Linked DNA regions of Mus musculus: region 1 is linked to region 2. A link is a loop called in an ENCODE intact Hi-C map of the cell type or tissue named here. Cell type or tissue: heart. All regions are shown on one strand. Each heading gives the region's core, and the rest is flanking DNA. Links, peaks and the distances in the headings are about the cores only.

Evidence for each region. Peaks named below come from ENCODE experiments on the same cell type or tissue, not always from the same donor. Only the 100,000 strongest peaks of a DNase experiment are listed, where the experiment ranks them.
Region 1: a loop joins it to region 2, with 3.0 times the contacts of the local background. A loop is called at or near these places in 1 of 42 quality-filtered maps.

Annotation. Positions count from the first base shown.
Region 1 is chr6:113,234,333-113,241,543 of GRCm38, forward strand. It overlaps Mtmr14 (myotubularin related protein 14), which reads left to right and starts at 3,511. Exons shown (of 19, transcript NM_026849.2): 1 at 3,511-3,789; 2 at 5,953-6,101. The coding sequence starts at 3,634. In heart, for the core only: no CTCF peak of the experiment used is centred there; a DNase peak (open chromatin) is centred at 3,419; H3K4me3 peaks cover 2,142 bases; H3K27ac peaks cover 1,517 bases.
Region 2 is chr6:113,465,210-113,472,112 of GRCm38, forward strand. It overlaps Il17re (interleukin 17 receptor E), which reads left to right. Exons shown (of 15, transcript NM_145826.6): 8 at 506-681; 9 at 771-818; 10 at 900-945; 11 at 1,044-1,198; 12 at 3,228-3,296; 13 at 3,697-3,748; 14 at 3,821-3,919; 15 at 4,348-5,549. The coding sequence ends at 4,934. Il17rc (interleukin 17 receptor C) reads left to right here and starts at 6,246. Exons shown (of 18, transcript NM_178942.1): 1 at 6,246-6,578; 2 at 6,862-6,883. The coding sequence starts at 6,474. Gm52872 (a long non-coding RNA gene) reads right to left here and starts at 4,395. Exons shown (of 2, transcript XR_003956348.1): 1 at 4,320-4,395; 2 at 2,744-3,970. In heart, for the core only: CTCF peaks have their summits at 4,059 (motif pointing left) and 4,396; DNase peaks (open chromatin) are centred at 3,922, 4,422 and 6,252; H3K4me3 peaks cover 2,019 bases; H3K27ac peaks cover 1,781 bases; H3K27me3 peaks cover 2,942 bases.

The DNA of each region.
Region 1 (7,211 bases), core at 672-5,671, 230 kb before region 2:
TGCCCACATGTAGTCATTTAAAAAACATGTCATCCCTGACTTAAACCAAAGGTGATAACTTTTCAATAAGTTTCTTTGAATCTATTAGGTATTCTTCTAAAAAAATGTTAAAATAAAACTTTTGATATTAAAGCACCTCTAAAATAAAAGGGTTTATTGAGCTGCTCAGATCCAGCAAAAAACAAAAACAAAACAAAAAACAAAAAACAGCCCTGAGACAGATTTTTACAATTTACAGCAGTTGGGCTAGATGGAAATTGGGAAATATCACGGGCATAGGAATAGTAGTACACCTTTTGTGTGTGTGTGTGTGTGTGTGTGTAGGGAGCGGGAGAGGGAGAAAGAGGGGAGAGAAGGAGAGAGAGAAAGAGGGAGGGGGGAGAGAAGTTGAGAAGAAAAAGATTTTTTACTTCTAATTTACACTAAGCACAAAATCTCAGAGCTGGTATGTAGTTCAGTGGGCGTAGTGTTTGCCTACCTTGCAGGAAGGCCTCGGTTCCACCCCAGTATTGCAGAACAGGTGGAGTGGCATGTAATCCCAGCTCTCAGGAAGTGGAGACCAGAAGACCAGGAGTTCAAGGTTATCAAGTTTGATATGTATGAGACCCCATTTCAAAAATACTTTAAAGTCATTTTTAAAAAAACAGTTGGGAACTAGACATGGTGGCACCTGAATGTTAGCCTGGAACTCCCTGGGTATCTCAGGCAGGCTTTGACTCTCAGTCCCTTGTCTCTGCTTCCTGAATGCTGGAGGGAGAGGTATACACTATCCTGGACTACATAGTGAATCCCGGGCCAGCCTGCGGATACACAGTGAGTCTATGCCCATGATCCCCAAAGAAACAAAACCAAATGAAGAGGGGGGAAGGAGGAGGAAAGAAAAATGGGTAAAAGATGTTTACAAGCACCCAAGAGAGAATATTCAAATCAGCAATAAATATGGAAAAGGTGATCAGCTTCATTAATCAGGGATATGCAAATTCAAACCAAAATTAACTCTACCCAAGAAGCCAGATGCAGGAGAGGACACGTTGTCTGATTCCATTTATAGGAATGTCTAGTGACAGAAAGCAAGTTGGTGGCCGTCTGGGGGTGGCGCTGAGTGAGAGCAACCAGCAGAGGACGAGGGTGTTTTCTGGGGTGATAATATAATTGGAGGATCACCTCCGAATGAGGATTTTATACTTTGTCAACAGTCACAATTAAAGCGGCTGTATTCACGCGTATGTATTCTATATTTCAGCTTGAAATATAAAGAAGCTTGATTTTTGGCCAGATTCAGTTTTTATCTAGAGCCTGGGGTAGGAAGGTTCTTGGAGCCGCAGAGTCTATTGCCAGTCTGGGTAATATAGTGAGATTCTGTTACCAAAATTAAAAGAGGAGCTCTGTAGAGTTCAGTTGGTACAGTGTTTGCCTATCTACTCAAGCCTTAGGTTTGATTCACAAAGGTCTCTAGCACTGCTAAACTAGACATGTTACTACATGCTTGTATCTCCTCAAGAGGAAGAGGCAGAGAAGTATAAGGTGATCCTCAGCTACACAGGGACCTTGGGGCCATCCTGGGCTACATAAGACCCTCTGGAATGGAGGAAGGGTGGTTGCTTTTTGTCTGTTTGTTTGTTTTTTGAGACAGGGTTTCTCTGTATAACCCTGGCTGTTCTGGAACTCACTCTGTAGACCAGGCTGGTCTCAAACTCAGAAATCTGCCTGCCTCTGCCTCCCAAGTGTTCAAGTGTTGTGATTAAAGGCGTGCGCCACCACACCCGGCTGCATTTTTTTTTTTAAAGCCCAATAAGATATCACTAGTAGGGCTGGTGAGACAGTGTGTGTGTATTTACCAAAAATATCTACAAAATAACTCATAGCAACAGATTTTTTTGAGAGTCGCACACTGTAGTACCACAGCTGGTCTTGATGGCTCCTTTGTCTTTTTGCCTCAGCTTTCGGAAGGCTTCACTCACAGGTGTAAGCCATTGCGATTGACTAGAAAAATCTTAGAGACATTATGTTTGTTCTACTTTTGTTGCTATGATAAAAACAAAAGCAAGCCAAGAAGAGGTTTATTGAGCTCACACTGTCACATCAGTGACATCATCATTGAGGACCATCAGGCAGGACAGGAACTCAAGCAAGAACCTGGAGGCAGAAAGTGAAGCAGAGGCCATGGAGAAATAAACACTGATTACCAGCTTGATCCCTGTAACTCTCTCAGCCTGCTTTATTCTACAACCCAGGACCACCTCTCCAAAGTGGATACCTCCCTCTGCATCAATTAGCAATCAAGAAAAGGCCCCACAGACATGCTCAGAGGCCAACCAGGTGGAGGCAATTACTCAACTGAAGAGTCCTTTCCCCAAGTTGGGAAGCAAGAATAATCATCACAGTTTAGAAGACGAGACTAAATAATAATTTTTTTAAAAAATGCATATTTTGATTCTATTTGACCATCGCCAAAAGGGAAAACTAATTTCCAGTATTAGAATTCAGGACAGGACCTAGTTGAGCATGAAGAGTGACTGACAGTCAGCAGGGGTTGTGGTTTGTGTTTTCCTTAGATTTCTTTACAAATCTAAGAAAATGAGTACTTTTAGGCACTATGTTAACTTACTATGTTTTCACAGCATCAATTTCATTTTGAGAGTTTTCTTTCGACATAAGTTATAGCTTAATCAACTGTCTGACTGATGGCCAAATGAGCAATTCTCCCTCAGATATACAATACTGAAGGAGGCCTTAACACCTTCTCTCTAAACATCAATACTTGGGGGTAGATAGTACACACATCTTCTGAGACTAACAATTCTAGGAATTTGGGACTGATATTTGAGATTCTCAGCACCCAGAAAGTGGAGGCAGGTGAGTCAGGAGTTCAAGGCCAGCCTTGGCTATACCACAAATAATTACCTACATCAAACAACAAACACCAGCCCAATACACAAACAACTCCCTAGACAGGGAAGAACTGAGCAGGAGATTGGCACGTGTTGATTTATGATGAAAGCAGCTGATAGGAAAATGAAGGAACATTATTATCTACACTTTTTTAAACATTTTTAAAAAATTAAGGTGTGGTCTGGGCTAGTCTCAAATGCCTGATTCTCACGCTTCATCCTCTGGCGTTTGCCTACTGACACCAGCTAGAAAATCTTTTTAAATAAATAGGATGATGGTCCACGCTATATTGGCAGGGACGTCCATAAGAGCAGTGGAGAAGTGCTGTTTGAAATGCTGTTTTGATTCTTGCAGCTCTCGTCTTCTTGCTGCCAGCACTAACTCAGGCCTCCGGCGGTTCCTTCCTCTCTTGTTGCCAATGGTTCCCGCCTTTCCCCTCCCCGCAGCCGCGGTGGTTTAGCCCGGCTTCCCCCGGGGAAACCCCTTGGGCGGAGCGCGGCCCCCGCCGTGAGGCCACTTGGATCCCTCCGCGTCAGGGGTGGGCCGGGGACCTGTGGGCCGGGCACGAACCCCGGGCTCTGATTGGCTGCGGCGGGAGTAAACATCCGGAGAGGTGGGGCGGGGCCGGAAGTGGAAGAAGAAGGCGGCGGCTGAGTCGGTTCAGGAGGTTTTAGAGCCGGAGTCCGAGCTTCAGGTGCCATGGGCTGGGGGAAGGCGCCCTGAGGGGACTCGAGGCTGTGCATGGCGGGTGCTCGGGCCGCCGCCGCCGCCTCGGCGGGTTCCACCGCCTCGTCGGGCAGCCCGCCGCCTCAGGAGCCCGGGCTCTGGGAGCTGCTGGAGGAGTTCTCCCGGACTCAGTACCGTGCCAAGGACAGCGGCGGGAAGAGCGGCTCTAAGGTGAGCCCCAAAGGTGCAACGACCTGAACTGGTCCCTGGCCTGAGTTACCGAGGGAAGACTGTGGTTCGGGATGGGAGGAGAGCTGGAATGAGACCTCCTTGGGGAGGCACGGGAGAGGAACTTATCCAGGATATGGACTCAGAGAGTAAGGATCCGGCTTTACACCAAAGAGGAGGACCGAAGCTCCTTGTGGGTTTTGGGGTGGGGGGTTGCTTTAACAGGGGTTTGGAGGTCAAGGGTCGGAGTTGTGGGCCAGGTGCAAAGGTTAGACAATAGGAACGCTACCCTTCGTGAGCCTAGGAGGGGTTACCAACAGATTCAAAACAAAAAACAAAACCCCTAAAATCTAAGTAAAAATGGGGAAGAGACTCCTCTGGACCAGAGATCAGAGTAGAAGTCTGGAGTAGTGTGACATTATGGAGCCCAGAGAACAGCGGAGTGTGTCACCTCCTTATAAGGTACCAGCATGACTTAGGCCCTTCCCTTTCCTTTCCTGTAGAGCAAGAAGAGAACCCACATTCCCTTTCTGTTCCTTTTATCAGAAGTCTCTGTCCGTTGTCCCCCCACCCCGGGAATTTCCCTCTGCCCTAGTCACCAGGCCTGAAAAGAGAGCTGCTGATCTGGTCGAGGCATACTGACCTCAGCACTGATAGACCCGGCCCTTTCTCTTTCCCAGTGTGGCATTACACATTGGCGTTGGTCTCTGTGCTGGGCCATAAAACTGGTTTGGCCCCAGAGGTTACCTAGGGGCTGAGACATCTTCTATTAATCTCTGAAGTAACAACCTAAGAAAGATCACTAATGTGGTATTATCGGACCAGACAATTAAGTACCTTTCAGATTATAATTGGCATCATTTGGAGCTCTTGTTAAACACAAAGATTTCTGGTCTTAGATTCTCTTAAAGCACAATGTCTGGGGAGGCAGACCCTAGAATTTGTACTGTATGTTCAGAAAAGCCTTAAATGCGTTATCCCAACCAAGGCCAGTCATGCACTCCTGTCCTTCTGTCTCCACTTCCTAGGTGATGGGGTTACAGGTGTTTACCCTCATGCTTGGTTTCTGTGGTGCTGGAGATTGAACACAGGTTTTTATGCATGCCAGACCGGCATTCTACCAGCTGAGCTACATCACCAGCCTTGGTGTGTGTTGAGGCGTGGTTTTTTGTCTGTGGCCCTGGCTTGGTTTCACAGTCATTATCCCAGGATGGCTTGTAACTAATAATCCTCCTGCCTTAGCCTCCCAAGGACTACATACACGTGTGAGCCACCACAGCTGACTTCGAGGGCAATCTTTTGAGTGGTTATAGGAGGTGTGTGATTTTGATGGATCTCACTGCCCTCTGAATGTCTGTGAAGATTAGAGTTTTACAAGTTAAACCTTACTCTCACCACAACTGGTCTTAATACTGCTCCAGGCTTCATGATCTCTTGCAAAGTTCTTGATGTGTTACAGGCGGTAAGCTTTTCTTCCAGTGGGCTTTTCACTGAACTGTGAACAAAAGGATTAATTTTAGAAGGGAGCCTTGCCTTTAGTTTTATAAGCAGATGGTATGTAAAGAGACAACTGTCTGCAGCTTTTACTGATTTTGCTGACTAGAGCTTCTTTATTTTTGTAGGTGTTGTTGAGACATGGTCTTGAGATATATAGTAATTCATATATAAATATACACACACACATGCACGCACACACTGAACTCGGCATCCTCCTGCCTCAACATCCCATGTAATAAGATTGTAGATGTGCACCATCGTGCCCAGCTGACTGGAGCTTCAACTGGAGTTTCTGGGGCTGTAGAACAGAAAAAAAGATTTTTTGGTGTTAAAAGAACATAATGTGTTAATGCTATAATAGTAACCTAAAGCAACAGTTACTGTTGCTTTGTTTTTTGGGACAAGGTCTCACTATGTGCCCAGCCTCCCTGTGACTCCACAGTCTTCTGTGCAGTGAGGCTAACGGGCTTAGGTACCACCTGAAGCATGCCACACGTGAGTTAATATAGAGCCCACGGTCCAGCATCATGTTTCTTCCCAGCCTTGAATGATGATCACAGAATTGCTTGTCACTCACTCCCAGGGGCCTCTTTGGATCATGGGCCACTTAAGCTCATGCCCTCAGAACCTGAGAATTCTCTTCAGGCTCAAGTCTCCTTCTCTATGCAGGTTGAACGCATTGAGAAGAGATGTCTGGAGCTATTTGGCCGTGACTACTGTTTCAGCGTGATTCCAAATGTGAATGGTGATATCTGCGGCCACTACCCCCGCCACATCGTATTCCTGGAGTATGAGAGTTCTGAGAAAGAGAAAGACACGTGAGCATCCTGTGACTGTAGTGTGCATGTCGGGTGGACCTCAGAGGCTCATCCCCACGGTCAGGAGACTGGGCAGGGCATGCTCACTTTGCTCAGGTGGGGTTAGTTCCTGGCATCTTTACGGACTTAAGGTTTGAGTTTGATTGGCCAAGTAGTACAGCTTCAGATGAGAAGTGGAGAGTCCCAGCCCTGCAGCTTTCACCCCTCTGTTTGACCTCACTGACCTAAGACAGCAGACATACTTTCACCTCTCTGAACAACTTCAGGGCCATCTTTTGTCTTTAGTAGGTGTAGTTGGAAGGAATGATGACATATCAAGACAGACTGTATTTTATTGAGGTAGTACCCTCATGTAGCCTGAGTTGGCCATGCGCTCACTTTGTAGCCATAGGAATGATCTTTAACTTCTGATCCTCCTGCCTCCACTGCCTAAGTGCTGGGGTTACAGGCTTGTGCCACCATGCCCAGCTTTCAGGACATGCTTAGGGGTGTTTCCCATGCTTGTCTCTTAAGAGCCTGGGCCTACAGTCACACTGCTTGAGTTAGCATCCTACTACTTGTCCATTTTCTGACTCTGTAACTAACACTAGGCAAGTTTTTCATTCTTTGTCCTTAGTTTTTCTTTGATAATTCCCGGCCTCCTCATAATTAAGGCTTGCAAGGACTAATTAAAATTCTAGAAGGGTGGCTTGTGCAGTTCCTGATGATAAATTGTGCTAATGCAAGCCTGATGTGTAAGAATTAAGAATAAGAGCTACCATGTACACCGAGGTTGTCTGTCCCAGGCTCTAGGTAGGGAAACAGTACTCAGCAGAGCAGACTTGAAACACCTGATAGGAACTAGCTCATCAGGTAGTAAAGGGTTATGGTTCTTTGGTGTGGATAATTATTCTTAACACTGAGGCTCCATGTCTGCTCCTAGTTCTTCCCTTAAGTTCCTTGCTTGCTGTCTAAAGGGTGTTCCAGGAGCTGCTATATAATCTTTGCCCTGTAAATGAGGGCATTGGGAAAGCTCCTGCTGCTCAAAGCAAAGCCATCGTCTCCCAAGACCTTGGGGAAAGTGTGGACTCTTGGGCTTTAGAGTCATGGGTCAAAATCACGGCATACCAA
Region 2 (6,903 bases), core at 1,904-6,903:
TGGCTGGTATTGTCTAGAGTGCTGTGTGCACAGCACCGACCTTAAGAGAAAAACACTCAGATACAGGTAACAAAGCCTAGTCCTCAGGCAGGGTTATCTTCAAGGGCTGTCTGCAGGACGTCGTCATGGGGAAGGAGGAGCTTGAGACACTGTTGTGAGCAGAGAGGGTCTCAGGGGTGCCCTCGCCTGAGCTGAGCTCAGGAAATGGACAGGATTCAGAAAGAAGAGTCAGGGAAGAAGGCATTTAGCTTCTGAGAGGAGCCCGCACAGATTTTGAGTACGGGATGTTTTGAGTACAGTGTGGAGACCTGGAATGGAAAGGGAAAGGCAAGAAGGCCAGGTAGAAAGGTAGGTAGGGAAAGTGGAGGCATGCTCACCTGCTGAGCACCTTTGCGCAGGACTTGTGCTGGAACTTTGGTATTTTCTCCTGATGCCCTGGAGAGGGGTTGGGGAGATGGAGCTACAGCTGGGCTATGGCTTCATCCTTGGACCTGCCACCTCCCAGATGGCTCAGACTTCTGGCAGTCAATACGCTTCACTGACTACAGCCAGCACAATCAGATGGTCATGGCTCTGACACTCCGCTGCCCACTGAAACTGGAGGCCTCCCTCTGCTGGAGGCAGGACCCACTCACACCCTGCGAAACCCTTCCCAACGCCACAGCACAGGAGTCAGAAGGAGTAAGGGCAGCCACCTCCCTCCAGGACTGAGATGGGCAGGGGCAGGGCCCAGGGACCTTCTCCCTGACTAAGTCCCCTCTCCCTAACAGTGGTATATCCTGGAGAATGTGGACTTGCACCCCCAGCTCTGCTTTAAGGTACAACCATGGGCAGGGGGCTGGCCGTGGGAGAAGGGGTGGGACTGAACCCTGCTGACCTGCTATGCCTGTGTTTCTCAGTTCTCATTTGAAAACAGCAGCCACGTTGAATGTCCCCACCAGAGTGGTGAGTCAGTAGGAAATCCCCCCTCCCACATCTCACCCCCACTCGCCTGTGACCTCCAGGTCCAGAACTACCCAGCTCTGATCACCTCCCACAAACAGGCTCTCTCCCATCCTGGACTGTGAGCATGGATACCCAGGCCCAGCAGCTGACGCTTCACTTTTCTTCGAGGACATATGCCACCTTCAGTGCTGCCTGGAGTGACCCAGGTTTGGGGCCGGATACCCCCATGCCTCCTGTGTACAGCATCAGCCAGGTAGGGCCTAGCTAGGGTTTGCTTCCCACCAGGTCCTCTTGGCCAATGCGTATCCCTAGCCTTCCTGTTACTTCAGTGAGGCAGACCCTGCCTGCGTGGGTGGAGCCACAAAGCCCCCATCCCGGCATCTGTCATAGATTATTTTCTTGATTAACCTTGGATGACTAGCCCTCTGTCAATCTGTGGGACCTTCAGGAGGGAGTTCCTAAGCCTTTCAGTGCCTCAGTTTACAGAGAGAGCAGTGTCCCTTCTTCAGCTACTCTCCAGCCCACTGACGCCACTGCTGCATTTTGTGTGTGTGGTGTACGCATACGCATGTGTAGGTGTGCAAACCTGTGGGTGTAAACACAGAGACCAGAGGTCTTCTATTCATCTCTCTACATTATTCCTTTGAGACCAGGTCTCTCAGTGAACTTGGAGCTTGCTGTTTTCAGCTACGTTGGCTGTCCTGGGATTCACCTGTCTCTGACCCAGTGCTGAGGTTGCATGGATATATGGCTGTGCTTGGCTTCCCTGCACCTCCGGGCAGGGCTTCTCTATGTAGCCCTGGGTGTCCTGGAACTCAGTCTGTAGACTCAGAGATCCGCCTGCCTCTGCCTCCCAAGTGCTGGGATTAAAGGTGTGCACTACCACCACCACCACCACCACCACCACCATCACCACCACCGAGCTCTTTAAAAAAAAAAAACCAAAAACAAAAACAAAACAAACAACTCTGGATACTTAGGGTTTAAATTCAAGTGCTCATGTTTGCATAGACAATGCACCCACCAAGTCATTTTCTCAGCCCCACATTGTATATTGATGCTACCCCTCACCCCAGCTGTCCTCCCCAGGTCTCATGCCTCTCCCACGCACTAGTATAGAAGTTCACCAACTCTCTAGAGACCTCTAGAAGCTGAAGCACTCACTGTACAGTACTGCACTGGTGCCGCTCCACTGTGTGGGCTAAGAATAGGTTGACTCGAAAAACTAAAAAAAAAAAAAAATAATAATAATAGGTTAACTAGATGACTTTGTTCTGTGTATCTGATTTAAAAACCACAATCAGATTCACTCACAAACCCACAGTGATAAGCTGACCAAGCACGCAGTGCTCTCTACATACAGTTCTCTCTCAAAGGCTCCCTTGCAGCTAGGCTATTGCTTTGAGCTCTGTGGGCTCCCAAACAGACAGAGAGTAGCAAACACGTAATGATGAGTATCTACCAGCCTGAGACTGGAGTCAAGCATGTAAGGGGTGCAGAGTAGAGGCAGGTGGTGCTCCTGAAGGGTGGGGTTGGCTGGTCAGTCTTGTAACTAACTTATGGAAAACAGAGTGGAGTCACATCTCATCTGTGGACAGACAGCAATCGGTTCTCTCCGGTTCAATACACATTTCCCGGGCGCCTACTCTGCTCACCCTGCATTATGCACTAGGAAGTATAAGAAGAACATACAGAACAGGCTTCGGCCTCCATTTACCCATGTATATAAATACATACATATATCTCAGCTTAGTATATATGTGTGTGTGTATATCTATTTATGTAAGTTATAATTATATACACAACAATTATATATAAGTTTATTAAAGTATCCATATACATATTGCCATTTGATGCTCCCAGTAACCCACTAAAGATTATTGGCCCCCGCCTCCCATCTGCAAATAAAGAGTCTGCATCCAAGGCCACAGAAAGGACACAAACCCAGAATTAGAAAAGCTATAGTCGAGCCTCCGCCCAGCCTGCAGCCTCCGAAGCTTATTCTCCCCAGTGGACAAGACGCCTCTTCAGCTGTGTGGGTGAAGGGATGCACACAGGACACAGACAATGGCTGTGTCTCCCTCCATCCTCATGGTGGCACTCTGTGTGTGTTAACTCAGCCAAAGCAGCTACTATCTGAGGAAAGTCAGTGGTAGTTGGGGTGGCTGGGGAAGTTTTCTGGAAGTGTCACTGTGCCCTCTAATAGATTGGCTAGGTGAGTAGGTGAGACGCTATCAGATTTGCATGTATGGGGACAACCATTCTACTTTTTGTCCCCACAGACCCAGGGCTCAGTCCCAGTGACGCTAGACCTCATCATCCCCTTCCTGAGGCAGGAGAATTGCATCCTGGTAAGAAATCCTACCCTTACTCCTCACAGACCCCCAGCACAGAGTCCATTAAAGTGTTTGGTTTGCCCAAGTATTTTAAACTGGAATTAGCCATCACTAGTTATATGCTGTCTTAAAAACAAAACACTTATAGTTTGCCTTCCCATTAAAAAAAAAGAGGAAACTGAGTATTGCATGTCCACAGTGAGGTGTGGTGGCAAGGCCCAGCGCTCATTGGTGGCTGACTATTTCAGCTGGTCTGAGCTCTCCAGCCCAGGCCAGCTGTGGGAGCACCTGTGGTCTCACTGGCATGTGTATTAGACACAAAACTAGAGCTGCAGGAATTCCCAAGCCAGCGGGGACCCCTTCCCTGGGAGGAGGGGGTACGCTAGCTCACATGAGTGGGGCCCTGTGTCCTCAGGTGTGGAGGTCAGATGTCCATTTTGCCTGGAAGCACGTCTTGTGTCCTGATGGTGAGTTCTTGAGTGAGGAGGGGGGGAGCATGGGCACTCGAGAGATGGCTCGCCTTTACCTGCTTGATTCAGTCTCCCATAGACACCTCGGGCTCTTGATCCTGGCACTGCTGGCTCTCACCGCTCTAGTGGGTGTAGTTCTGGTCCTCCTCGGCCGGCGCCTACTGCCAGGTAAAATCACCTTTGGTCGTGGGAGATTCAGATGGTCCCAGCACTTTTTGACTGAGAGAGGGCCAAAGCACAGGCTGCTATGCTACTCTTAGGCCCCCTAGTGGGAAGGAATGGTTAAGGCAGGGCAAAGGGCTGTGGGTGCAGTTTGTCTGTGTACCACCATCCACCCTGCTGCAAAAGGCGGTGTTGGGGACGACAGGGCTATTTACTCTGCAGCCTGCTGTGCGTTAAAACCTTCACAGTTTCCTCAGCAGTTTGGGGAACTGACTCATTGCAATAAATCCTCATAAAGGACACATTGTGCATGCAGGACACCCTAGAATGTAGGCCAGAGTCCCCAAGGGGAGGGCTACGCTGGCTGTCCTCGCTACTCCCCCTCCTCTCCCAAGACGCCCCTTACCCTACTCAGCTGTTGCTCCGGTCCCTAGGCTCCGGTCGAACAAGGCCAGTTTTACTCCTACATGCAGCGGACTCAGAGGCACAGCGACGCCTGGTGGGAGCTTTGGCCGAACTGCTGCGGACGGCGCTGGGAGGTGGACGCGACGTGATCGTGGATCTCTGGGAAGGGACGCACGTAGCACGCATTGGACCACTGCCGTGGCTTTGGGCAGCGCGGGAGCGCGTGGCGCGGGAGCAGGGCACAGTGCTGCTCCTGTGGAACTGTGCGGGTCCCAGCACCGCCTGCAGCGGTGACCCGCAGGCTGCGTCCCTTCGCACCTTGTTGTGCGCTGCTCCACGTCCGCTGCTGCTCGCCTACTTCAGTCGCCTCTGCGCCAAAGGTGACATCCCCCGGCCGCTGCGCGCTCTGCCACGCTACCGCCTGCTTCGTGACCTGCCGCGCCTGCTGAGAGCACTGGATGCTCAGCCTGCCACCCTAGCCTCCAGCTGGAGTCACCTTGGGGCTAAGCGGTGCTTGAAAAACCGTCTGGAGCAGTGTCACCTGCTGGAACTTGAGGCTGCCAAAGATGACTACCAAGGCTCAACCAATAGTCCCTGTGGTTTCAGCTGTCTGTAGCCTCAGCCTGTGTAGCAACAGCAGGAACTCCAGAATGAGGCCTCACACATGTACTCTTTGGGGGTGCTTCTTGTCCCCCAAACCGTAAGACTCACCTTAAGTCCCACACTTGACCAACCTCCCTCACATTTGCTCCCTCTTAGAGTTCCTGAGAGGAACTTGGGCTTTCCTGATAGGTCCTCAGCCCTTTCTGAGAAGGAGGGACGATTTTTCCATTTCTTTTCAAAACTGAAAAAAAAAAAAAAAAAAAAAAAGACAACCATCTGCATCGAGCACTCCAGTTCAGGCTGGAGGGCTAGGCCAGGATTGGAAAGCAGGGCCTAAGTGTCAAGCGCTTGAAGGGGGTGGGGGCGGGGGGAGGTGCTCTGCTCGGCAGAGTTGAGAGAAACCCCGTCAGCCAGGAGTCCCTCACCTTCCCCAGAGGGAGGCCTCGTCCAGAGGTAGTTTGATTTGTTTGTTTGTTTGTTTGAGACTGAAGCCCACTGTGTAGCCCTTGATGGCCTGGAACAAAGAGGTTTATCTACCTGCCTCTGTCTCCGGAGTGCTAGGATTAGAAGCCTACATCACCCAATTGGTAAGAGAGATGAATAAAAGCAAACGTAGTAGACACATTAAGGAACAGTGTGCTGCTCTTGTGTGCCTGGGCCAGTCAGGAAGCCTGCCCTAAGCTTGTTCTAGAACAGCTCACCAGCCCAAGTCCTTTCATTCCCACAAGCATTGCCTGTGAAAGGCAAGGGGGACCCAGTGCCTCCTGGATCCTCTCCTCACTATGATTCTTCCAAGAGCAAAGGAAAACCGGAAGCTAGGCAGCATGGCCATCGCTCTCCTCCAGTGCCAGCAACAGCTCGACAGAACTCAGCCCAGTAAGGGGTCTCCCGGGCCTCACTGCCCCTCCGTCTCCCCTGAACCTGGGCCAGGCAGTGGGGAGCTCACTTTCTGGTGCCCTTTGACAGCAGCCCGTTGTCTTCAGAGCTCCTGTTTCACGAGGGTCACTGTCACTGAGACCCAGGGAAGAACCTGAGCATAGTAAGAGGGGACCCAGTGGACCTTAGGATCCCAGGGTCATACAGGAAGTGGAAACACCCGGCATGCCACAAGCCTGGGGTCTTTCTGACCAGATCGATCAGAATCTTTGTTTTTTGGTGAGATCCGGGGTAGGAGTTCCTTTACACAGTAGTGAGTCCAGCTGTGCTGCCTTCCCAGGGCTCCTCCCAGCCAGGTACCAGCCAAGGAGGAGGAGGAGAAGCCACCACCCAGGTCCAAAGCTGCTGGCTCCTAAGCCTGGAGTTGGTGGGAGGGACGGGACAGGGCGGGGCGGGAACAGCCACTGCCTGCTGGGAGCCAAATCGAAAGCACTCCAGCTGAAACTGGGCCTGGAGTCCAGGCTCACTGGAGTGGGGAAGCATGGCTGGAGAGGAATTCTAGCCCTTGCTCTCTCCCAGGGACACGGGGCTGATTGTCAGCAGGGGCGAGGGGTCTGCCCCCCCTTGGGGGGGCAGGACGGGGCCTCAGGCCTGGGTGCTGTCCGGCACCTGGAAGATGCCTGTGTCCTGGTTCCTGCTGTCCTTGGCACTGGGCCGAAACCCTGTGGTCGTCTCTCTGGAGAGACTGATGGAGCCTCAGGACACTGCACGCTGCTCTCTAGTGAGTCTGGGACTATGGGAGGCTGGGAAAGGCTCAGAGTTAGAGTTCAGTCTCTGCCTCATCACAGCCCGAGTCTGGCTCCTGTCACTGCCTCTATCAGAACTGCCCTGTCTGGTCTGTCTGGTGCTGATGGGGGAAGAGAAGATGGAAAGGGGACAAGAATTGGTCTTTTCTTCAGGGAAGGGCTTAGGACAAGGAGCGCTGGAAGGAGATAGGCAGTGGCTAGGGGGCTGTCAAGCAAGGAAAGGCGCTTGAATTGAATTGACTTTTTCTTCCTTCCCAGGGCCTCTCCTGCCACCTCTGGGGTAAGTATTGCTACTTGAAA